Linked DNA regions of Homo sapiens: all the other regions are linked to region 2. A link is a contact called in ENCODE Hi-C or POLR2A ChIA-PET data. All regions are on one chromosome and are shown on one strand. Each heading gives the region's core, a stretch centred on a gene start or an enhancer-like site at or near the end of the contact. The rest is flanking DNA. Distances are from core to core; before and after follow the strand shown.

Region 1 (2,858 bases), core at 167-2,666, 34 kb after region 2:
GGGGGAAAGCACATTCTACTCTTTAAAACCCTTTAAAGATGCAACCATTTTCCACTCAAAACTGCTTGGTGAGAATTTGCAGGATGGCCCCACACAATTCTCAGTCATAGGGAGGTCGCTCAGGTGTTTGATTTCCATTCGAGATGGAAAAACTGAAACAGAGAAAAAGAATATAATTTCCTCATCTATGAGTCAGCAAGCTCATTGAAAAGATTATGGTAGATTTGTGGACAATACTTACTTCAGCCATAGATGGGGTTGACACAATTTTTTATTGCATTACCATGTAGACAGATGAAATAATAACTAAATCTAGGGTTATATCAGTCTTCCTTCCATTTTACATATTTTCCAGTTCTCCTATGAAAGAGTCAGCTTTGTCCTTCTACTCTTGTGTCTCCTTTTATAAAATCATAACACTTTTGTTTTATCCAATAACCTGGACACCTAAGGATTGTACACATAAATAAACAAAATTGGAATTATATTTTATATATATTTGATCTTACTAATATTATATTGTAAGGATTTTCCATAATTTCTAAATGAATTTTTCCTATCCTATCCTAACCTGATTGATTAATTAATTGATTGATTTTACAAAACTTAATTTTTTAGAGCAGGTTTAGGTTCTCAGCAAAATTGGGAGGAAGGTACATAGATTTTCCATGTACCCTCTGCTCCTGCCCCACCTGCATAAATTTATTTTTTCTTATAAACTTACTATGTTTATCTTTAGACTTAAAAATGTCTTTAGAAGAGGGCACTGTTTCTTGACATTTTGTGCTTTTTTTTGGCTATCTTTTACGGTGTTAATTTATTAGGTAAGTGATTGGAAGAAAAGAGTTTCAGAAATGAGACATTGGTAAGTATATTTTGAAGGATGGGAGAATAGTGAAAGGTACAGAGTGTAGCAGGTCGGATCGGGTGGGTCTTCTACCTAGTTAAGGACACCTTTGAACAATAATTAATGTCATTTGTGGAAAAAGAAAATCCCCAACACTTTTCTTTGTTCTGAAGATAATCAGAAACCTATTCAATTTAAAACTTGTGATGTCCCATATGGTAGTTGCTACTACATGTGGCTATTCAAATACACACTTAAATTTCAATCAATGAAAAGTGAATCAGATTAAAAATCTAGTTCCTCAGTTGCACTAGCCACATTTCAAGTGCTCAGTAGCCACACGTGGGTAGGGATTACCACATTGCATAGTGCAGATAGGGAACATTTTCATCATCAGCATCACTGTGAAGAACGGGAAAAACTTCATAAACATGTAAATAAGTGCTAAGAGGAGCTGGCCAGGCACTGAAAACAACCTATGACTACTTCAATTATGATCTTGGCAAAGGCCTGAGACTTTATGAGACGTGAACTCTTCTGACCCTCCAGGATGCTAAGGATTGAACACAACACAAACAGACTTTCCCAAATTAGTCATTTCCTTTTCCATCAATATCTGAGCTCAACACTGAAGCCTCCTTGCAGAGGGATTGTGCTGTGACTACCTTTTATTTAAGAAGATACTCTTTGGTACTTTTTTTATGGTACTCTATCTGCCTATTCTCAAATTACATTCTCTAGCAAATCTCTGCCAAATTTTACCAAATATATTAATAGGTATATTGCCTATATTCTCCAGGAGAAATTTCTTTCCACCAAACTCTAAACATGATTTGGATTAACATTTAGTGTATTACCATATCACTGGATTTTAATTTTAATGCTGAAGACTTTCAACTATGGGCTTAAGGTCAGTAGAGAATAGGTTATAGGATCCATGAGGCTTGCTTTGTTTTCTTTTGCTATTTTAGCATATTTTTAATTTTCATAATGTGACAACCTTTAATATTATATCTTAAATTGAATCTCACTTTTACTTCCATTTTTATGCTCAGTATTAGTGATTAAAAACACCCTTTAAATTCATTTGTCCTGGCATTTTGACTCTTATTATAATTGCATATATAAGAGATGAGATCATCAGTTGGTTTTTAATGCCTTTAAGTTAAAATAATCTCCATATGGTTGAATTAGCCATGATCTCCACACACATAAAATCCATATGGCTGAAATTATACATACAAGGCTTTAGATAAAATGGAGAGTTGTGTAAATTTTACCACCAACAACATGTAAATTAGCAAGGATGAATGGTTTCCCCAGAGTGTCTAAAATCAAATTGCCAATAACAAAGATGTTGGTAATCAAGGTTTGACTTAAAAAATAAAAACAAAAACGAGTGTAATTTGTTAGCACTTACTATGTGCTAGATATTGTATTCTGTGTTTTATGTAGTCTACCCAAATTAGGAGTTGGCAAACTTTTTCTCTCAAAAGCCAGATACGAAATACTGTATTTGAGACTTTGTGGGCCATACGGTCTTTGTACAGTTATTCAGCTCTGCCATTGTGGCACTGAAGCAGCCAGAGATGATATTGAATGAATGGTTGTGACTCTATTTCAATGAAGCTTTGTTTACAAAAATGAGCAGTGGATCTGATTTGGCCTTTGGGCTGCAGGTCCTTTGATCTAAGTTAACCGTCATAAATAACCGAGGGCTATATATTGAGGACATGCCTCCGCCATTGAAGACTGCTGCTAACAGAAAGGAGATAATTTTAAAAATCTCTCTAACACCTGGACAGAGAGTCTGCCCCTGCAAAGGACTTCCACAGTCCCAGAGCTGTTCCTTGTCCTGGTTCCATTTCAAGCTCTGAATGTAGGCCAAAGGCTATATAGTACAGGACCATAGATTGTGGGGTCATCAGGCCTCTGCTTCTGCTTGGATTTAGAACCCTGTACTACCTAAGTAAAAAACCATGTCTCAATCAAATTATTTATAATTTGACAT
Region 2 (2,770 bases), core at 121-2,620:
CCTGGGTTTTGTCCTCAGCTGCACCGCTTACTAGCTGTTGTGATTCTAGTAAACTAATTTAACCTCTCTGAATTTCACTTTGTTTATTTACAAAATAAGGGAAAAGATTTATCCTGCTTAGAGAAGGGTATTGTGACACAGAGTTGATGAATGTCAAAGTGCCTTACAAAGTATATGTTCACATATTTTATGATTTATTTATTACAGTATTATTACAATGGGGAATTGATTTATGGCAATATGATCTATAACATTTCTGGAACTCCAATAATATTCCAGGTATTGGGCCTGATGCTTTCAAATATAGTATCTATGTGCCTTCTTGAATCTCAGGGCTAGACATGCACTGACCCAGAGAGCATGGTAAAAATGATGCCATGTGATTTGTCAAGGCTAGGTTATTAAAAACTGTTCAGCTTCCACCTTCTTTGCTGAAACACTCATTGTAGGCATTCTGAGCTCTATATAAGAAGTCTGACCACCCTGATGTCTCCATGATGGAGAGGCCTGGAGGAGAAATCACAAAGAGAAGCCCTGAGACTACATTGAGAGAGATGCCAATCAGCTTTAGCCATGAGTCATTCTGGCCCAGGTATCAGACCTGAAAGTGAAGAAGTCTCCAGAGAATTCTAGCCTCCAGCCATTCAACTCAACCTCAGCCATTTGAGTCTTCCAAGCTGCGGTTCCAGACATTGTGGAGTATAGTCAAGCCATGTTGGCTATGTCATCGGAACTCCTGACACAAAAAAATTCATGAGCGTAATATACTCATTGTTACACCAAGTTCTGGAGTGGTTTGTTATGCAATAATAAATAATCAAAACAGTTTATCAGTGAAGTGTTTTGATTAGTAAACCATAAAACTCTGCATCATCTCTGTCAACTGAAGAATGATGATGTTCATAAATTTGGAAAGGAGAGCATTATTTATTATAAAGCGTTGCAATCTGCAGGCTGGCCATCTTACAGGGAAGCCTCACTTCTGGCAAAAGGTGAGAGCAAGCACTTTGAGGGAGGGGTAAAGGGAACAGGAATTTATGCTGAGCATAGTGGCTGAATTTACACAGTCAATAACAGGAGGAGTCATAAATATTTCATGAAAGCAGAAACAAGGGCATGCACAACTGAGCTTCGTGCCTCTTCATGGGTTGCATGTTCAAAAAACGGCAGCCTTAGCATGATCCGCAGGCCAGGGTGTGGTGGGGTTGGCCCTCTGACATCAAAAGGTGAAGCAGAGGACACGAACACCATCACTGTCCATCCTCTGTGAGCCAGCCAAAACCAGTCTGGAGATGGTGGTCAGTTTTTAGGAAGGGATGCATTGTGAAACTGGTGAGCTGTCATGTTCAAACCACAAAGAGGGAGGGGGAGTCCAGTTGCAGCCTCAGATGACTAGCTAAAGGCAATAAAGGAATGAATCCTTTATTGCTAGTTTTCCAGAGTTTGTTTCTGCTTACTTCTTAGGAAAGAATTCTGGTTAAAGTTTAACAAGGAAGGGGCACACTGAGGCGTTTCCAACCTATGGTCCTGTTATAGCCAGGAACACAGTTTTGAAGGTTTCTTGAGTTGCCTTGGCCAAGAGGGAGTCTGTATAGTGGGTTGGGGGGTGGGGGATCTTATTTTTATTTCTCATCTCAATTTTTATAGATGGAAACTGGGAGTGAGAGAGCTTAAGTAACTTTTAGTCTTACTATTGATAATGGTAGATCCAGGATAGTAACTCAGGTCTGCCTTAAGGCAGAATCTATGTTTTTCTAACCACAGTGGGACTGACCTCTGGGGAACATGCATGGTCCGCCTGCTGAGTCCACAGGATGAAGAGGCAGAAGGAGAAACATGTTTTTGCTTTGGTGTATGGAGTTGCCTTGGCCAAGAGGGAGTCAGTTCAGTGGGTTGGGGGGTGGGGGATCTTATTTTTATTTCTTATCTCAATTTTTATAGATGGAAACTGAGAGTGAGAGAGCTGAAGTAACTTTCAGTCTTACTATTGATAATGGTAGATCCAGGATAGTAACTAATGTCTGCCTTAAGGCAGAATCTATGTTCTTCTAACCACAGTGGGGCCAACCTCTGGGGGACATGCTTGGCCAGCCTGCTGAGTCCACAGGATGAAGAGGCAGAAGGAGAAATGTATTTTTGCTTTGGTGTATGTTTGTCTCCAGGATGTCTGCTGGATGATCATCCAAGGAGCCCTCTGAATTTGTTATTATCTGCTTCAGACATCTTAATTAAGTGCTTTAGAGGCCTCTACCATACAATCAAAACTCTAAGCACTCTTCTCCCTATGAAAAAAAAAAGTAAACTAAAATTCCTGTCCACTGTTAAGATTCCAGCTATTGATTTCTGCTCATTTTTAACTTACTTTCTCTCTGAGAGTGCAAGTCCCCCAACAAGTGAAGAATAAATAAGAGCAAGTCAGTGCCACCTGGGTGAAAGAGGAGGAGGGCGTTAGAACACCCTGATAAGGGTCTGAGTTGATGGTTCAATAGGAGAAGGGTTAAGAGACTTGAAGTTAAAACTTGTTTGAACTTGCAAGACCCTTTTTTGAAACTCTAGGAGAAGGCCTTTCATTTCTCAGTGAACCTTGCTTCACATATACTCTCACAATAAGAATAAGAAAAATAAAATTTAAGAGAGAGAAAACATGAAAGCAAAAGGATGTCAAATATTGAATATTTCATTAACTTTTTAAACAGAAAAAGAATTTTCTCCCTCAATTTTATTAAATAAAGGGACTGGCCCAGAGATCCCATGTGATATATTTGAGGTG
Region 3 (2,765 bases), core at 188-2,687, 42 kb before region 2:
AAGTTGCTTATATATATGAAATAAGTTATACCTTGGGAGTAACAAAGCCAATAGGCTTGGCTCATAGGGGGCTAACTACGGCTGCAGCAGTTATTCAAGAAGTTAACATATTCTCTCCTGTCCCCTGAAGACACCACAGGCATCTCAGTAATAAACTGATAACAACCAATACTCAAGAGTTTGTGAAAATGCTTTGTAAAGTGCTGAATAATGTAAGTGATTATCTACTTACCACAAACGTCCTCACCAACATCATCATTAAAATCTTGAAAGATAAGTGCTTTTCAGTAGTTTTGAGAGTGAACCAATGACATGCTAAATTAAAAGCATTATATTTCAACCATTTCCAATAAGTGCCACAGAATATTAAGACTTAAGAATATTAAAATTCTGGTCAGGTGCAGTGGCCCATGCCTGTAATCCCAGCACTTTGGGAAGCCGAGGAGGGTGGATTGCCTGAGGTCAGAAGTTCAAGAGCAGCATGGCCAACATGGCAAAACCCTGTCTCTACTAAAAATACAAAAATTAGCCAGGTGTGGTAGTGGGCACCTACAATCCCAGCTACTCGGGAGGCTGAGGCAGGAGAATAACTTGAACCCAGGAGGCAGAGGTTGCAGTGAGCTGAGGTCGTGCCATTGTACTCCAGCCTGGGTGAGAAGAACAAAACTCTGTCTCAAAAAAAAAAAAAAAAAAAGAATATTAAAATTCTTATTTCATCTCCTTTTCCTCTATAGATAGAGCAGGTAGGGCACTACCAGTCCAAATCTATGTAATGTGATGTCAGTGGTAGCTCCAGAATTCCCATAGAGGAGTGGCTACATGGGTGATGATCTGGCTGAAAGGGAGGCAGGCAACACAGCTGGAAGCTGTGCTTGCACAAGAGAACACTACTTGTGGTACCTAGACTGCATGTTTATTCAGGATGGATGGGGACTATGGTGGACGAGAAGGCTGAAGGCCAAATTCAAGACCATCCTTAGAAACCCACTCCTATTAAGCACCCAGGTAAGAAAGGCCTCATATTTAAGTCTCCTTAGCATGTATCATTTTAACAGGGCTTTCCAAAAAGTACAACCAGGGGTCACCTTTGCAATATGGGATTATTTACCCTCAGGTAGGTAGAAGAGTATCTTCAGGCACTCTTCATTGCACCAAGACCCCTTCAGCCATCCCTATTCCAGCAATCCCAATGACTGAAATCATCTATGACTCATAAAGAGAAAAGGCAGGAGTGACAAAAAATTGTCCTGCGTGAGATGGTGTGATTTACTTTATGACTTTGCCTGGTCTCTATAGTCATAATGCATTGAGCCTTCTGCAAAAGATTCACACATGAGAGAATAAATGAATCAAAGGCAGAGCCAGTGATGGATGGAAAATTAACCTTAACACCCACACACCACAGCTCCCCAAAATTCACAGAAACTAAAGACTGCAGACAGAGCAAGTCTCCACTGTAAAGAACAATTTACACAAAGCAGATCATACGAGATTTTCCATAAGCCTATGGTTCTGTCAAACAATACTACAGGTGGCTTTAAGCCATTGACATTTACACTTGGTGGTGAAAAGCCATCTGGGAGAAAAAAAAATAGCACTCCCCGCCTTGGATCTAAAAGCAAGTTTCCTCGGCCTTTAAAAGCAATGAATTCCAAACAGCAACAAACAAAACACATAAACAGAATTAGTGAGAATCTGTGCTAAGAGCTATGGCAAAATCAGACAGAAGTTTCTCCCTCAAAGAGTTTTCATTCTAGTAAGAGTTTTGTTTTGTTTTGTTTGTTTTGAGACAGAGTCTCACTCTGTCGCCTAGGCTGGAGTGCAGTGGCGCGATCTCGGCTCACTGCAAACTCCGCCTCCCAGGTTCACGCCATTCTCCTGCCTCAGCCTCCCGAGTAGCTGGGACTACAGGCACCCGCCACCACGCCCAGCTAATTTTTTGTACTTTTAGTAGAGACAGGGTTTCATCGTGTTAGCGAGGATGGTCTCGATCTCCTGACTTCGTGATCCGCCCGCCTCGGCCTCCCAAAGTGCTGGGATTACAGGCATAAGCCACCACGCCTGGCTAGTAAAATAGTTTAAAACACACAGAGACAGCACAGGTAGCTTGGCAAACAAGGTCATATGAATGAGAATGCAAGGCTTGTCGGAGAGGCTATGGGCAGGAAAAGGAATCACAGTGGGATGGATAATCAAGGAAGGCCCACTAGAAAAAGTAACATTTAGACCAGGCGTTATTTCAAAGGGTGGAGCCGTTGTAGGGCACAAATAGAGAATGGTAAAACTTGGGGGGAGGTGGTGGAGAATGGTCACAAGCTAGGAAATTTGTAAGCAAAAAGGATGTGTGAGGCAGCTGGGTTCAAGTGGAACCAGGGCATGAGGGATGTGAAGGGTGGAATAGATGATGGGCAAGAGGTTTGGCTTCATCTGTGCACGTAGTCATCAAACTGGTCCTGTGTCCCATCAGCACAAGGCACTCTCTTAGGAGCCAAGGGACACTGAGGCAGCCCCCATGCTCAAAGAGAAAGGGAAGGCCATGTGATGATCTAGGATTCATAAAATCCATGGAAGGCTTTCTAACAGAGGCCAGCTATTCAAAATGCCATCTGGGGGGAGATTTAACTGAGGGCAATGCCTGTGTTATTGACAGAGAAAGAACAAAGGGTGTCCATAAGCAGAGACCAATTAGGTGATTTTTACAGATGACAAATATAAGAGTTCAGGTTTGTGTTACGGTAGCATAATTCAAGGGCAAAAATAAAACC

What was found. Hi-C counts contacts between places; a loop is a spot of excess contacts on that map. ChIA-PET counts read pairs that join two places held with the same protein, here RNA polymerase II (POLR2A). Pooled maps may share reads with other maps.
Region 1: a loop to region 2 is called in a map of PC-3, with 5 times the contacts of the local background. The contact joins two enhancer-like sites. A Hi-C loop is called at or near these places in 3 of 168 maps with a recorded cell type or tissue (Calu3, PC-3 and sigmoid colon) and 2 of 50 pooled maps. POLR2A ChIA-PET finds 5 or more read pairs at or near these places in 3 of 52 experiments (H1, PC-9 and activated CD4-positive, alpha-beta T cell).
Region 3: a map of OCI-LY7 shows a loop between it and region 2 (11-fold over the local background). The contact joins two enhancer-like sites. A Hi-C loop is called at or near these places in 2 of 168 maps with a recorded cell type or tissue (Caco-2 and OCI-LY7). POLR2A ChIA-PET finds 5 or more read pairs at or near these places in 6 of 52 experiments (B cell, CD8-positive, alpha-beta T cell, Caco-2 and 3 more).

What each region holds. Positions count from the first base shown.
Region 1 is chr3:30,543,474-30,546,331 of GRCh38, reverse strand. No RefSeq gene overlaps it. Among named protein-coding and RNA genes, the nearest start is that of LINC01985, 26 kb to the right of the region's middle. Within about 2 kb of position 1,416, at least 4 of the 41 ENCODE cell types and tissues checked have a DNase peak (open chromatin) inside an H3K27ac peak, as active enhancers do; they include PC-3, where a contact is called at or near this core.
Region 2 is chr3:30,577,256-30,580,025 of GRCh38, reverse strand. No RefSeq gene overlaps it. Among named protein-coding and RNA genes, the nearest start is that of TGFBR2, 28 kb to the left of the region's middle. Within about 2 kb of position 1,370, at least 7 of the 41 ENCODE cell types and tissues checked have a DNase peak (open chromatin) inside an H3K27ac peak, as active enhancers do; they include PC-3, where a contact is called at or near this core.
Region 3 is chr3:30,619,208-30,621,972 of GRCh38, reverse strand. The region is part of intron 1 of TGFBR2 (transforming growth factor beta receptor 2); the gene reads right to left. Among named protein-coding and RNA genes, the nearest start is that of TGFBR2, 14 kb to the right of the region's middle. Within about 2 kb of position 1,437, at least 2 of the 41 ENCODE cell types and tissues checked have a DNase peak (open chromatin) inside an H3K27ac peak, as active enhancers do.